4 separate regions of the Homo sapiens genome follow, and regions 2, 3 and 4 are each linked to region 1. The links are chromatin contacts, found by Hi-C or POLR2A ChIA-PET in ENCODE. All regions are on one chromosome and are shown on one strand. Each heading gives the region's core, a stretch centred on a gene start or an enhancer-like site at or near the end of the contact. The rest is flanking DNA. Distances are from core to core; before and after follow the strand shown. Region 1 holds the start of PRMT6 (protein arginine methyltransferase 6). Region 2 holds the start of PRPF38B (pre-mRNA processing factor 38B). Region 3 holds the start of SLC25A24 (solute carrier family 25 member 24). Region 4 has its middle 15 kb from the start of LINC02785.

Region 1 (3,683 bases), core at 835-3,334:
TTCCTTAATTAAGTGAGTTTAAATAATTTACCCATGGTGATGAATAAGCCCTTGGGCTAGGCTCAGAAACCTCCTCTACCAGCCTGTTTCATAAGAATTACACAAATATTTTTATGGGACATACAAGAAATATTTTTTGGTTATAATAGTAGAGACAAGAATTTTTAAAAATCCATACTATTTCTTTCAGGTCTCTCTCTTAAATGCACCTTCTGAGTTTCTTAGGTATGCTGTACAATTACAAAGTCCATTTTACTTAACGGATTAATGTGTTCATCAACTTTAGCACCCTATGATGTATGTGGTCAGAGTAATGAGAACAGGGCTATTTAAACTGCTTCCTCATATCCTTCCCCTTAATTACCAGTAGTGAAGTTTACCTAGAAAACAATGAGGAAGAAGTACCATAGCCTACAGGCACCTAGGGAGGGGGAATTAATTCGGACTGAGAAAATATGGCTCTGGAGAGATACTAAAGTCGTACTGGAAATGTATGAAGTCTAAATGAACCCCTTTCTCCCCAGCTTCAGACTTAGATAAGGTGTGAGGTGTCAGGGATGTGCATGGACCCTTCAAAAACTGACATTTTCATCCGTGTTCTTCCCCCTCACTCCCCCGCGAAACAAAATATACGGAAATACAAGTGCTTGGTACTACATGCTTTTGAGGCTAAATGCCCAATAATAAGCACGCTGTATCCGTTGTTGAGGGGGATCACTTTTTAAGTAAACATCACCAGAAGAATCTCTTCAAATGGAGAATGAAGTCACTCTCCCTCCCTAGAGGCTATGAGGGAAAAGGGGGAGATATTCCCCCTACTTGCACGTGGGATCTCCCTTTCCCCTCCGACCTCGCTACGCCTCTCCCACGCAGGTCAGGCTGCTTTGGGAGGTAGCTGGGAGAAAAGGCAACGCTCAGTCCTCCATGGCAAAGTCTTTGGTCTTCTCCTCCTGGTCTCCCACTTTGTAGCGCAGCAGCACGCGCAGGCGACGGGGGTTGTCCCGGGAGGGCAGCAGCGTGATCTCTCCTGAAACGTCCGTGTCTTGCTCCACTTGCACCGGCTCGTTCAGGTAGAGGAGCGCCTGTTTCCAGTGAGTGGCCGGGTGAAAAGGCGAGGTGGACAGCACCAGGGGTTTCTCCGACTCCCCTCCAGGGAAGGTCACCTGGAACCAGATGGCAAAGCCATGCATGGGCGCCGAGCCATAGCAGCTGCAGCGGAAGCGCCCGCCCACTCCGGCCTCCAGCTCCTGCTCCAAGCCGGCGCGGGAGAGCTCTAGCTGAGCAAAGCGCTGCGGCCGGGCCAGCACGTCCTCGCCGGACAATCCCTGCACAACGATCTCCGAGTGGCCCATGAGACAGCGCGTGGCGAAGCCCTCCAGGCAGCTCATGTCCACACCATAGTGCTGCTTCACCTGGCTCCAGAAGCCCAGGCGCCATTCCAGCATCTGGTCGCTGATGGGGGCTATGAAGAGCTCGGCGGAGGCCGGCAGGAGAAGACCGCCCTCCTTCAGCCACTTGGTTCGCGCGTGGAGGACGGAGCTCAGCATGGACTCGTGCAGGAGTCCGTAGCCCATCCACTCGCTCACGATGGCATCCACCTGTTCCGGCAACTCTACAGTCTCCACTGGTCCCGGCAGGACGTGCACCCGGTCCTCCAGCCCGTTGAACCGCACCACCTCCCGGGCCTGTTGCCAGATGGCGCTGGCCTCTACCGCGTACACGCGCCGGGCCCCGGCCTGGGCACAGAAGATGCTCAGAATGCCGGTGCCCGCGCCCACGTCCAGTACCGTCTTGCCTCGCAGTGCTGCCCAGTTCCGAAGGATACCCAGGCGGTAGGCATCGGTGCGGACGCGGTCCGCGATCATCTCCTCGTGGACCGAAACGTCCGAGTAGCACTCGTAGTACAGCTGGTCCCGTTCCCGCTTAGTCCTCCGGGGTCGCTCCAGGGCCGCCTCCCGCTCCGCGCCATCTTCCTCTTCAGTTCCCTCCCCTCCTTCGCCGCCGCCCCCCGACTCAAGCTTTCTTTTCTTGGGCTGCGACATCTTGGCCGCTCTGCCCGGCTCCCGGCGGGCGTAGCGCGGCACGGCGCGGGCTCCAGGAAACGGGGGCTTCTGGGACTTGTAGTGCGCGCTCGTCCTTCCTACTTCCTGCGGGGTCGCCCGGCCGGCGGCGCGGAAGGTCTCCTGTGCCTGCTCACGGGAGCTGTTTTGTATTGCTCTTCTGGTGTCCTGGCATCCCTTTTCCCACCCACGACGCCCACATTCTGAGATCCTTTCATTCCCCCTCCCACCCTTAGCTCCTCAGTTTTTTGCTTTCACTCCCTTCCTGAAGTAGGCACGCACACTTAAGACTAATAATCCACCTTTGTTTCTTCTGCTGAACTCACCTCTGTTTTTTTTGTTTGTTTTTCTGTTTTTTGTTTTTTTTGAGAGGGAGTTTCGCTCTTGTTTCCCAGGCTGGAGTGCAATGGCGCGATCTCCGCTCACCGCAACCTCCGCCTCCTGGGTTCAAGCGATTCTCCTGCCTCAGCCTCCCGAGTTGCTGGGATTACGGGCGCATGCCACCAGGGCCGGCTAATTTTGTATTTTTGGTAGACGGGGTTTCTCCCTGTTGGTCAGGCTGGTCTCAAACTCGCGACCTCAGGTGATCCGCCCACCTCGGCCTCCCAAAGTGCTGGGATTACAAGCGTGAGCCACCGCGCCCGGCCTAACTCACCTCTGGTTTTATTCCACCGAATTAACATGGCAGCACCATCCACCCACTACCGCCTTAACTGGACAATTGTAGCTCTTAAAGTGCTCCAGCTGTGGCAATTTAGAAACTGCACTACGCATTTCTTTTTTCTGTTTTCAGTGCAGTTAGAGTGCAAATGTAACAAAATTAAAACCTAACAATGCAAAATCTTGGTTCTGATTCCAGTATGACCACTAATTAGTTGAGTGATTTAGGGCAAATAATAGAACTTCTCTGGCCTTTAGTTGCCCATTCACCCACCAGCGAATCTTCATTGCAGTTGGGGAAGAACTAGGTTTCTGGTTCTACTTAGAAGAATAGTTACTTGGCTTTCGGCTCTGCTCTGATAATTCTGTGGCTCTCTTAAGAGTTAAATCCTGAAAAGTGCAGACTCAAGAGCCATGTGATACAAGCAAACTCGTTGCTAGGTGTATTCTATATATATATGCGTTTTTTTCTCTCAGAAATAACGGAATCAATTTCTTTTAATCACTTTCTCAATGCAATTCATTTTTTCCTGTGTTTTCTTGTCCGGGCAATATTGACACTCTCCTCTTTCTCTTATATTTTTCTTGTAGTCAACCATCAGCTGTTACTCTCTTTTTGTTGTCCATAATGGAAATAAAATATGTTTTTAAATATGTGTGGCATCTGTATGGGTGTCCGTGTTATTAACAAGGTGGGCATAATGCCATTTTCTGCCAGCTTGAAAAAAAAGTCACTCAGAGTAAAATGGATTTTTATTTTCTTGTGGTCTTGAATTATGTCCTTGTAACCAATAGGCCTGTATTCCTTGTCTGGGATCAAAGTTCTTTCATCCTATTTTCTCTATTAATCTTTCATTAGCAGAATAGGTTTATTGATATGGCATCCTTAGCTGTACTCTACTTCTAACTCAAGACTCTCCATCCTGGCTGCTTATTAGAATTCTCTAAGGAGCTTTTTAAAAA
Region 2 (3,683 bases), core at 769-3,268, 1.6 Mb before region 1:
GTTAGAAAACAGAACCTGCCGCAGAAAGAGCAGGAACCCAATTTTCAACTGTTTAAAGTTTACTGCATAAATAAAGCTAAGGATTAAATGTTATTCACCATACTGTATCCATGCTAAAAAGGTCTTACCTTTTAAAAGCTAAAAAAACTAATTCATAGAATTACAATCAGACCTACTCTCGTAAGAGGATTCCAAATTTATTTGTGTACTTTATCAACCCAAAGTTGAACTGTATTCAAGAGATGTTTTCTATAAAAAGCAACTAATCTCTCAAAATCCTTCAATAACCTAATTACTCAACTGGGGGAAAAGGTGGGCAAGACAAAAGAGAATGTCCTTTTGTTACCATCTCTACACATACGTTCAAATGATAGAAAACACTTTGTGCGGTCTGTCAAGTTTTTAAGAGTGAATATAGACAAAAATGGATTGTGTATTAGATGCTCCGGATAAAATTTTTAAAGACCACTAAGGCTATTATTAATATTCTTTAAAATAGAAATTAACTTTCGGAGGCCTGGAAGGTATTTTTTATACTACATAATTTGCAGGGAAGTGGAAAAAGCCTACCTAATTGGTGAAGGACCAAAAGCAATGGCCAAAAAAACCCACAAAAATCTAATTAGTCGTTCATTTAACCAGGGAAATGCATTTATGGCGATTGAGCATGATTAATAGTGCATACCTCTACCTGCGACCCTGGGCTGCTCCGAGCCTCGCTGCAAGACTGAGTCAATCCTGCTAACGAAACAAGAACTGAGACAAGAGTGCAGTGAGGAGGCGCCAGGTGAGCTCCCCAGCACAGCCAAGCCAGCACCGACCCTGCCGCAGAAGCCCAGGGCCCAGATAATTCTAAATTAGCCCAATGCACAGGTGGCTGAGACCTCTTACTCCTGACTTCCTGCTGGGAAAATTTCCAGGCCTTCTGTACACCTCTTGAAATGGCACCTCTCCACCCTCATCCCCCCACCCCACCCGACACACACGCACTGACCATTTCCCTGCCTGGATCGGATAGTGAGTACCAACAACACGAGGCCAATACTGAAGTCATTACACGCCCTGGCCAGGGGTGAGCGGGAGAAGCACCAACAAGTTGGCGCTCAGCAGATCCACGTCAAAAGGAATAATTTTAAAGCTGTAAACTGGAAAGGCTTCTGTTACTCTTTCCTCCTCTCCCCCATCCCTCTTGCCCAACTCCCCCCAGGGGTGGGCAGGAGGTTGGGGGAGGAGAGAGATCAATAGTGGCGGGCTCTCCCGGCCCTAAAAATCTAAAATGGAAACGAGAGGGCGGCCCCAGTCCGACCCCTCCCAGACACACTACAGGCCGCAGCCACCCCTCCGCCGAACCACCTTCCCCCACCCACAAATCTTCAGATTTCGGGGGCCGCCTTCGCCCGTTTCCTCCATACCCCCTCTTCCGAACTTACCCCCAAAGCCAAGGCCTACACACTTCGTACCTTAAAGTAGATCTCGTCCACCACCTCGTGGTAGGTCTTGAGCTCGTAGAGCTGTACTTTGAAGTAAGGCGACGACAGGATGTTGGTCAGGATCATGGGGTTGAGGTTCATGGTCTTCTCGTTGCCCCAGAGCGGGAGCACATTGCCCTGCTTGCCGGAGACCGCCGGCTTGGTAGCGCCGCCGCCGCCGCACTGCTGCTGTTGCTGAGCCGCAGCTGCAGCCGCCTGGTGCTGCGGCTGCGAGTTGCCTGTCAGCGCGGGGCTGTTGTTAGCCATGTTGCGGCGGAAGGAAGGAGGGAGGGAAGGAGGGGGGGGAGGGGGCCAAGCTCGATCTCGCTCTTCGGGACAACGGTCTGGGACCCTACTCCATCGAACGTCGTCGGGAGAAGGGGCCGCCTCGCTGTGCCCCAGCTGGGCAAGAGAGGGCACCCGACGCCGACAAAATGACCCCGGGCCAAGAGCAGACAGCGAAACCCAGACCGCGAGAACTCCACGCAGAAGGCGAGCCGGCAGCCAGGGAGCTCGATCTCTTCCGCCAACTGCCCCTGGGAACAAGATGGCGGGCCCGGCGGATATGACGCCACGCACCCCAGCGTTCCAAGCTGAGCTGGCGGCCAATCAGAGACGCTCAGTTGGGCTGGAGCGTCCTCTTCCTAGGTCCCCGCGTTCTCTGCACGCTGAAGTCGCTGCAGTGACCTCCGTACCTGACTCTTAGGGGATTTCTCCTGAGAATTTGGGGGCCGGGGGAGAGGGTTGTAGGCCTAATCCGTTGTTGTTGTATTTTGACTGGGGGCTTGATTTCTTTTGTCGGGAGCTGAGCCAGGAAGGGTTCGCATGGCTGCGGTGTGCTTGCTAATATCGTCACTCTGACTTCTGCAGAGTATCCGAGAGGGGTCTCCTGGGATCTCAGTTTTAAGGTTCTCTGGAAGGTACAATGGTCAGGGACCCCACTCCTCCAGGAGATTCTGATCAAAGGTCACGTACTTCGCCAGCCTCTAGTGTCCAGCCAGAAGTCTTAAATTTATTCATCCGTAAGATTGAGATAACATCTGGCTGGGCTGTTGTGAGCATTGAAAGAGCTAATGTACTTGTAGTGCCTAGTAGACTGTTCCAGGCATCTGGTAGGCGCCTTTTCTTTTTCTCCCTGCTCCAGATCTTTGGATTCTAGGAATGTATCCGGAGTGATAAACATTGGGCGAGATACTGTATATTGGGAGTGGGTGTGTGAATGTGTGGGGAGTTTGAATGTGGCAATCTTGACTTCAGTGGCGCATACACAGGAGGAGAAAAGGATAAGATGGAAACTTTGGGGAAAATCCACATCTGGATGAAAATAAACCAGAAGAGGAGAGAGAGAGAGCGAAGACCAGCAGAAAAGTATTTAAACCAAGAGACAGTTGTTTGACAGAATACAAGGAAATAGAAAAGATAAGTGAATGGAGTGATTGATTAGTGTTTGGAGCTGTACGGTACGAAAGTGGATATCCTGTCTGGTTCCTTTGTTTTAGGTTGCAAGAGAACTAGAACCCTGAGAGGAGAAGCAGTTTTCACCTTCTTACTAGCAAATCTTGTTTTTCTCTATAGTGGTTTTTATTAACTTCCAAAGGAAAACTGAAGATCCTAACCCCTGTGTCATGAGTTATCACGTTAAAAGTCCATAGAAAAAATTTTTTTTAACCCAGTTCTTTTTGTGTATATATTTTTTGCCTTGATAATACTAGTTTATTGAGTTTGCCGAGTGACACATTGCCAAATCTTATGCCCTATTTTTAATTCCTCAGATACATGATCTTTCTGTATAGTCTTAGACAGTCTTTACCCCTAGTCTGTTTGGATGAAGAGCTTGGTAGAGAGGTTGAGTTTGATATCTAAGTGTCAGCGGCATCAAACTCGGAGCCAGGTATTATGATAAAGTGCTTTAACATATTCAGTGAATCCCTACAACAGGCTGAAGATGTTATTTTTATCCCCATTTTTTAGAAAACTTTATTCAGTTATAATTGAAGACCTCTACGCTGCACATATATAAAGCCGTAAGTTTGGTTTGATCAGTTTTGACATATATGTATACCCATTAAACCACTACTACAATAAACATAATCTTCTGTCAATCCCAAAAGTTTTCTTGTGCCCTTTGTAATCCATCTCTCTTTCCAACCTCATACCGAAGCAACCACTTTCTGTCAGTAGAGACTAGTTTGCATTTTCTTGAATCTTAAATAA
Region 3 (3,683 bases), core at 1-2,500, 1.1 Mb before region 1:
GGTTTTCAAGGACAGAGAAAATTTGAAGTTTGAAGGCAGTTCCAAAGGAAGGCAATGATTCTTAATAAGACTGGAAGTTGGAAGTAATATAAAAAGATAAATCAGTTTCAAGATGATTTTACTAAGCAGGCAGCCCTTAATTTACAAATTCTAGATTCATACATATCTTAAACATACAAAATGATATGAGGAGAGGTAAGTTCAGGGTCTGAGTTCCTGGCTGTTGTTGGAACTGATTTCTGTGTAGTGATTCAGAAGATGTGAGACACCCTAATTTACAAGTACAGAGGTATCTTCTTTTCTGCAAACAGCAGTACAACAATAGTTCCTCTTACGCAGCTGTGAATGAACAGGATTATTACAATTAATGATATCTCATTTGATTGGCGCCTTAGAGAATTAAGACCTTTCACACCTAATATACAACTTTGTTGTGAAGGCAGATATTTATATTCTCATTTTACTGATGAGAGACTACCCGGAGACGCTATGTCACACCTGAAGGATTAGGTACTTTCTCTGTTAAGTCCAATGTTCCTTCCGTTATTCCATGCTAGGCAGTAATAAGTTCTGTCTTGCCTGAGTAATAAGCTCCAAACCTCGGAACTGCACCCATCTTGAGAAGGAGGAGGGCGCTGTGGTTTTTTCTGATAAGTGCAGCTGGCAGACACTCTATACGCTTAATCACGGGCAAATCCTAGCTAAGCTGCCTACCAAACTAGTCCTTCTTTTCCCCGTTGCCCACGCAGATGGCTGTTGATCTTTTCTGCAACAAATCCAGGAGTTTCTCCTTTTTGTTTTATAATTGCTCCAATAGATGCTTTAGGATTTAACTCTCTGCTTTTTAAAGCAGAATCGCCATCCCAGGTGTGCAACCACGAAAAAATTAGACATCCGTGAGAGACAATGCCCTCCATGGCCCAGTTTCCAGGCAGAGAGAAGCAGCTCTGGGCTGACCGCCAAGGCTCCGGCCCGAGAGGGTCTTTAAGTGGAGTAACCAGTCTTCAAGACCCCGCTCCCAAGCCACCGACGCGCTGACGCTGCAGCCCTGGACCTGCTGGGGGCCTCTTCCTCGGACCCGCATGCTGACAGCGGGACTGGCAACTGGGCAGAGGTCGACCCCGGGTCCGCACAGCACCTCCCGAGACCCAGCTCCCAGCTCCCTCACTTCCGGCTCTCTGGAGGCGGGCCCGGCCAGTGCCGCCGAGGCCAGCGCGGCGAGCTCCTCCCCAGCAGCGGCGGGACGGCCACACCCTGCGCTCCGCGCGGGCTCGGGTGGGGTCTCCGCTCCTGCGCCCTGCGCCCTGCGCGCCGCAGCCGCAACCCCGACGGCGCCCCAAACGCTGTTGCGCCGCGCGCCCCGCCCAGCCCGGCCTCGCGCTGGTCCCGGTCTCGCCCCGCAGCCCTCGATCTCCCGTGACTTCCTCGGCCAGGCCGCCTGCGCCTCTGGGACCATGTTGCGCTGGCTGCGGGACTTCGTGCTGCCCACCGCGGCCTGCCAGGACGCGGAGCAGCCGACGCGCTACGAGACCCTCTTCCAGGCACTGGACCGCAATGGGGACGGAGTGGTGGACATCGGCGAGCTGCAGGAGGGGCTCAGGAACCTGGGCATCCCTCTGGGCCAGGACGCCGAGGAGGTGGGTCGCCGCCGGGGCGCCGCCTGAGCGTAGGGAGGGCTGCGGGCGCTGGGGACACTGCGAGGACCGAGGAGGGCGGCGGCTTGAGGCGTTGCCAGGAGAGGAAGGAGGAACTGTGGCGCCCAGCGCTCCGGTGGCTTCAGAAACTCGGGCGTGGGGCCGCGACCGGCGACCCCGGTAACAGAAGTGGGTCATAATACGAAAGTCTACTGGTATTTGTCCAGATAAAATGAGTGTTGTGGACACTCTGGCCCACGGGCACTGTTAAATTTTTAAGACACTTTTGTCCTGAATCCATCCCAGGTTCTTTGTTTTCTGTTTTAATACCTTGCAGACATGTAATCCGTTTTAGCTGTCAGACTTCAGTGGGTCCCAAGTTTTGTATAAAGGCGCACACATTCGATCTCTTTCGAAGCTGCTTTGTTACAGCAGCTATGTGTATTGTCTACTGTTTGAAAACTGTTTGAAAACCAATCGCGTGTTTCCCCCACTTCCTGTTGAGAAGGAATGGCGGCATTCCATTGTTTAAGACATTCCTAGGTTAATGCCCTAGGTACATAAATTGATCTGAAGGGTTGACTTGACCTGCGACTGAGCAATTTCATTTTCTCTGAGTCATCTTAACTGTGCCCCTGAACTTCTGCCCCTTTAGTAGGGTGGAGATATGTGGAACTTCTCCAACCCTGTTGAAGCGTTCCCTGACACTGGCATTCTCTTATCCAAAGAGGGAAAGTGATTAGGTTACTATGAGGGCCAACAACTGTTATATAGTTATATTTCACTTCTCTTTTAATGTCTTTGGTAGTTATAGGCCTCTTCAGTTTACTGTTTCTTCTAGAGTCAGATTTAGTAAGTTACAATTTTTTTTGAAACTGCCTGTTCTGTCCAAGGTTCATAATACTCACCGATGATTTTATAACACTTCTGACTGAATCTGTAGGTAGGTTCTCTATTTCATTCCTCATATCTATCCTTTTCTCCCCTTCAATCTTGCCAAAGTTTTGTGTATTTTATTCATACTTTGAAGGAACCAACTTTTGGTACTTTGTGCTGATTGTCCCAGAAATGGCCCAGTTGGAGTTCCCCACCATGTCCAATCATTGGCTGGAAGCAGCCCAGGAAAGGGACGACCTTGCTGCAGTGCATCAGCAGATGCCAGGGTTAGAGGCTAGAGAGTGGAAGTCAACTGTGTTCCTCACAGTAGGTGCCTTTGAAGGGAGATCTCAGTGGTACAACTCCATGGTCCCTACAATATACAAAAGCTCTTTGGAGTGCTCAATGATTTTTAAGATTGTAAAGGGATCCTGAGATCAAAAAGCTTGAGAATTGCTGCTGTATCACCATTTTTACGTAACTGCATCATATTCTGTTATATGTTTGTGTCATAGTATATGTTACCAATTCTTTTTAAATCACCTTTTACTTTATTGATAGTTTAAAAACGATTGTAAGTGAAATTGCAATGGATGTCCTTTGTATTCATTTTCTCATTCTGGTCCAGTTACTTTCGTAAGATAAATTTTGAGGAGTGGACATTGCTGAGTCTGAAGGTAACACACATTTTAAACTGGGATACGTATTGCCTTTCGGAAACCTTAGACCCATTTTCACTCTTTTGACTGACAGTGCTTGCTTCTCCACATCCTCGCTCATTCAGGGTATCAGTCTTTGTAAAGTCTCCTATTCTGCAGGTGAAATTCCTTTTCATTTCCTGTCTTAGTCCATTTAGTGTTGCTATAGTGGAATATCTGAGACAGGGTAATTTATAAAGAAAAGACATTTATTTAGCTCACAGTTCCGCAGGCTGGGAAGTTTAAGAAGCGTGGTGCTGGCATCTGCTGGACTCCTGGGGAGGGCTTTCCTGCTGTGTCACAACATGGTGGAAAGTCAAAGTGGAAGTGGACATGTGTGAAGAAGCAAAATCCGAGGGGTGTCCTGGCTTTATAGCAACCCAGCCTCGAGGGAACTGATCCATTACTGAGGGAACTAATTCAGTCTCATGAGAGAGAGAACTCACTCACTACTGCAAGAATGACACCAAGCCAT
Region 4 (3,683 bases), core at 384-2,883, 1.0 Mb before region 1:
CTTGTGTTCTTAGAGAGTTCTTGAAGCTGTAGGATAAAAATTGAACCAGATAGACTTTGCAGTCCCTTTTGGATTTAGAATTCCTATCAGAGAAGATGATGAGTTCAGTTTTGAATACACTGGATTTGAGAAGAATTGTGGGATATTCTTTTGGAGATATGTATTGAACTGAAATTCAATTCATACATCAGGAAAGGGGTCTGGGCTAGATATTTATTTGGGGAAGTTGCCTGTTAAAAGCAGTATTTGAAGCTATGGGCATGATTTTTAAAAATGTAAATGTCATTATGGGACCACACTGGAGTCTTAGGGACCAGCAACATTTAGGAGTCTGGTGGAAGAAGAGAAGCCTGCAGAGGACACTGAAAAGTAATGATAAGTGAGATAGGTGATGATAGGTGAGGCAGGAGAGTGTGGCTCCAGGAACTGGGTGAGGACATGGTTTCAAGAGAGAGTGACTATATTCAGCACTAAATGCTGTAAAGCATTCCAGTAAATGAAGATTTAGAAGTATCCCTAGAAGAAGGAGTTTTGGTGACAAGATGAGGTGAGAAGACAGAGTGAAGTGAGTTGAGGAGTAGGTGGAAGATAGCAAAATGGGCATTGGAAAGCACCGAAAAGAGTGAAAGCATTGGAAAAAGTGAAAAGCACTCTTTCTTAAAGCTTGACCAGGGGGTAAAAAAGAATGATTGAGATGGAGTAAAAAGAGTGAGAGCTTGACAGAGAATGGTTAGAATGGAACAGTGGGATTTAATATTTCAGAGGGGAAGATGTTCTGAATGATGACAAAGTGTGAGTGTGGTCTTGGGTGTAGGTGTCTTTGGTGGGGTGGTGATGAAGGTCACTGGAGTTGAGATCAAGGAAGTGGAGGCCAGGATGTGGAAACACAGTCTGTGTGGGTGCTGGTCCCCAAGCAGGTGATGAAAAGATGGAGGAGAAGGATGGCAAGCCAAAGTTCATGATGAATATGAGAGAATTGACAAGAGATCACCAAATGATGAGGTTGAAGAAGCAGACAGCTTATCATTCACAGAGGGTGTGGGTCTCAAAGGAACATGAGGCTACTTATTCATTCAATATTTGATATTAAGTGCCTACAGTAATGACCTGGATGACTGAGAAATCACCACTGACTTGGTGATAAGTCGGGCAGGGGAGATAAAACATTTTCATAGCCTCAGGAGGAATCCGGGTTTCCTCACTGGATTTTAACCCTGACTGTCCGTTAGAACTCCCCGGGAGCTTTTCAAAAGTATCATGCCTGGGTCCTACAGCAGCCCAATTCTATCAGAATCTGTGGGTAGTATAGCAGTATTGATATTTTTAAAAGCCCCCCAGGGATTTCTAATGTGCAGTCAGGATGGTGAACTACTGGTGAACAAGGAGCCCTTGGGCATAAGGAGATTTTTATGCTGAAGCTGACATGGGCCTCCAGTTGCTGGGGGTGAGGGGGTGGGTGCTGACTGGCACCTACCTTTGGCACCCAGGGATTTAGGGGGAAGGATGTACAGTGGGGCCCCAGGATCTGAACAGTTCTGATTGTCTGCAGTTGAAGCCCTTGGCTGGAAGGCAGGAAATGAAGCGGGGCCCAGAAGCAGAGCATCTTATCATTGCCTGCAGCTGGGCTCCTGTGCAGGTGGGAGGGGGACAGGAAGGGAGGCGGGCCCCAGTGTTAGTTCCCACTCGGAGGCTACTTCTAGGGTTCTGTCATCAGTCCTCTGCACCACGCTTGAAAGGTACCATGAGAAATTGCAGCCTGTCTTGAGAGGGCAAACAGGATGAAGGCTGAGTTCAGGAAACCATGTCACATTAAGGATGAAAAAAGGATCTGGGGGCTGTGAGAAAAAAAAACACTCGTGTGGCTCTGACGACTGTCATCAAATAGTTAAAAGGCTGTCATGGAGAAGATTGATAAGATTTAGCTCCAGAACACAGACCAAAGATTAGGAATTCAATGGAATTCATCTCAGTTTACAGAAAGACATTTCTAACAATTAGTTTTCACTGAACACTTCAAAGGGTCTTCATATGAAGTAGAATGCTATTCTAGAGTTTAATGGGAGGTTGAATGACCAGATTTTTAAGTGGTTATACAATTATAACCCCACTCCGGGTAAAAGTATGATGATCTTTAAGATTGCCTAGTCTTGGATTCTAGAAAATTCTTTAATGTGAATATTAAAGGTAATTAAAACAAAACAACAAAAAACCAATTTGATGTGTATTGGCCATAGTCTTGGGCAAAATGTAGTCTTAGATTTTTAAAAATCTAGTGTTATACTGGAGTAACAACATTAAACTATTCAAACTAGCATTCTTTTGGAGTTTAAAATCAAGGGCTTGCTTACTTCAACATGTATATTTATAATTTAACTCATTAATAATAATGTTTATAGACATTGACATTTTCAGAACAACCTATTAGTTAATCCTCACAGTGTTTCTATTTAAGTAGGCTAGTATTTTTACAAGGTGAGAAATCTATGAGACTTGAGGAAGATCATCACTTAAGTCAGCATTGCAGCCAAGAATAACCAATTGTCATAATTTGACAGGTGTATATACATCTCTCACAGTGAGCCCAAACTGAATACATAAGACAGATCATATAGATAAATATAGTCCCCATTCAAATGGATTTCCACATAAACCAAGGCCGAAGACAGAAAAGAAAGAAGATTGGTTATCTTCCTTAGGGAAAGGCAGTAGGTATAACCTTGCTTTCCTTTGCTGGATTCTTTAAGACCTTGTGAAGAAACTACATTATAACCCATAGAATGTTTCTATTGTAAACCTATTTAAAATTTTGGAGAGGTTAAAAACAGTTTTTTTTTTTTTTAGGAATTACTGGTCAAAACCTGGAATAAAAACAACGACCCAGAGGTGGTTTTAGGGGAGGGCCAATTACTAGGTGATTTTAAGGAATTAATGTGAAAATTATCACAGCTCCCCAGAGCTGCCAAACATGGGAGATGGTAAGTGAGAGAGTAGGAACTTGATTGCCAAGGATACAAACCCTGTCTTTTTCGGGGGCAGGAAAAAGGCAGTTAATGATACCTGCAGATGTTTAGGTATACATGGTATAACCAGGTGATAATGATGATGAAGATTGTCTGTTCTGAACTTTCAAAGAGAGTAAACAGGAAACATGAGGCAAACAGAACTACTAATCCCCTCCAGAAGGACCTGGGTACATATCAGAGCACCAGGTTGTGTGATCAGGAGAGTTAAGAAGGTAAAGGACCCCTTCTTTATGAAAACAATAAAATGCTCTGAAGCTCCTGAGAAGAGTGTAGGAAGTGATGTCTCCAGGAAGTTGTGGGTTGCACAGGCCCTGAGATTTCAAACATCTGAAGCATGAAGGAAAGTAGAAAGTTTCTTCTTAGAAGAAAAAAGAGAAACAGCATTGGATTCAGTGGTCAATGTCCAACGATTGATGTTTATAGTGAAACTACCTGTTTTCTACTCGAGTTTTAAGCCTTATTCTAGATTGTGTGCTATGCTGTTTACAAATGGACTTAAACATTCTCATTTATTAAAGATCTATAATTTCATAGAAAAATCATGTGTTCTGAATTGTGAATCAAAAGCTATGGCACCCGCTATCCTCACATGGAGAGATCCTGGATAGGTGGGCCAGATGACCATGGCCCATAGAATCAAACTTCAGTGAGTAAGAATTC

What was found. Hi-C counts contacts between places; a loop is a spot of excess contacts on that map. ChIA-PET counts read pairs that join two places held with the same protein, here RNA polymerase II (POLR2A). Pooled maps may share reads with other maps.
Region 2: a loop to region 1 is called in a pooled map, with 16 times the contacts of the local background. The contact joins the promoter of PRPF38B here to the promoter of PRMT6 in region 1. A Hi-C loop is called at or near these places in 1 of 37 single-sample maps with no recorded cell type and 8 of 50 pooled maps.
Region 3: a map of naive thymus-derived CD4-positive, alpha-beta T cell shows a loop between it and region 1 (27-fold over the local background). The contact joins the promoter of SLC25A24 here to the promoter of PRMT6 in region 1. A Hi-C loop is called at or near these places in 2 of 168 maps with a recorded cell type or tissue (both naive thymus-derived CD4-positive, alpha-beta T cell) and 11 of 50 pooled maps. POLR2A ChIA-PET finds 5 or more read pairs at or near these places in 1 of 52 experiments (CD4-positive, alpha-beta memory T cell).
Region 4: a pooled map shows a loop between it and region 1 (4-fold over the local background). The contact joins the enhancer-like site here to the promoter of PRMT6 in region 1. A Hi-C loop is called at or near these places in 4 of 50 pooled maps.

The regions. Positions count from the first base shown.
Region 1 is chr1:107,055,075-107,058,757 of GRCh38, reverse strand. PRMT6 (protein arginine methyltransferase 6) reads right to left here and starts at 2,084. Exons shown (of 1, transcript NM_018137.3): 1 at 1-2,084. The coding sequence starts at 2,042. The coding sequence ends at 915. RefSeq lists enhancers at 1,283-1,492, 1,503-1,632, 1,643-1,782, 1,803-1,852.
Region 2 is chr1:108,690,645-108,694,327 of GRCh38, reverse strand. PRPF38B (pre-mRNA processing factor 38B) reads right to left here and starts at 2,018. Exons shown (of 6, transcript NM_018061.4): 1 at 1,461-2,018. The coding sequence starts at 1,736. RefSeq lists enhancers at 556-1,116, 1,767-2,096, 1,679-2,239, 2,177-2,366.
Region 3 is chr1:108,197,910-108,201,592 of GRCh38, reverse strand. It overlaps SLC25A24 (solute carrier family 25 member 24), which reads left to right and starts at 1,250. Exons shown (of 10, transcript NM_013386.5): 1 at 1,250-1,637. The coding sequence starts at 1,455. RefSeq lists an enhancer at 1,032-1,326 and a silencer at 1,127-1,466.
Region 4 is chr1:108,077,786-108,081,468 of GRCh38, reverse strand. No RefSeq gene overlaps it. Among named protein-coding and RNA genes, the nearest start is that of LINC02785, 15 kb to the right of the region's middle. Within about 2 kb of position 1,633, at least 6 of the 41 ENCODE cell types and tissues checked have a DNase peak (open chromatin) inside an H3K27ac peak, as active enhancers do.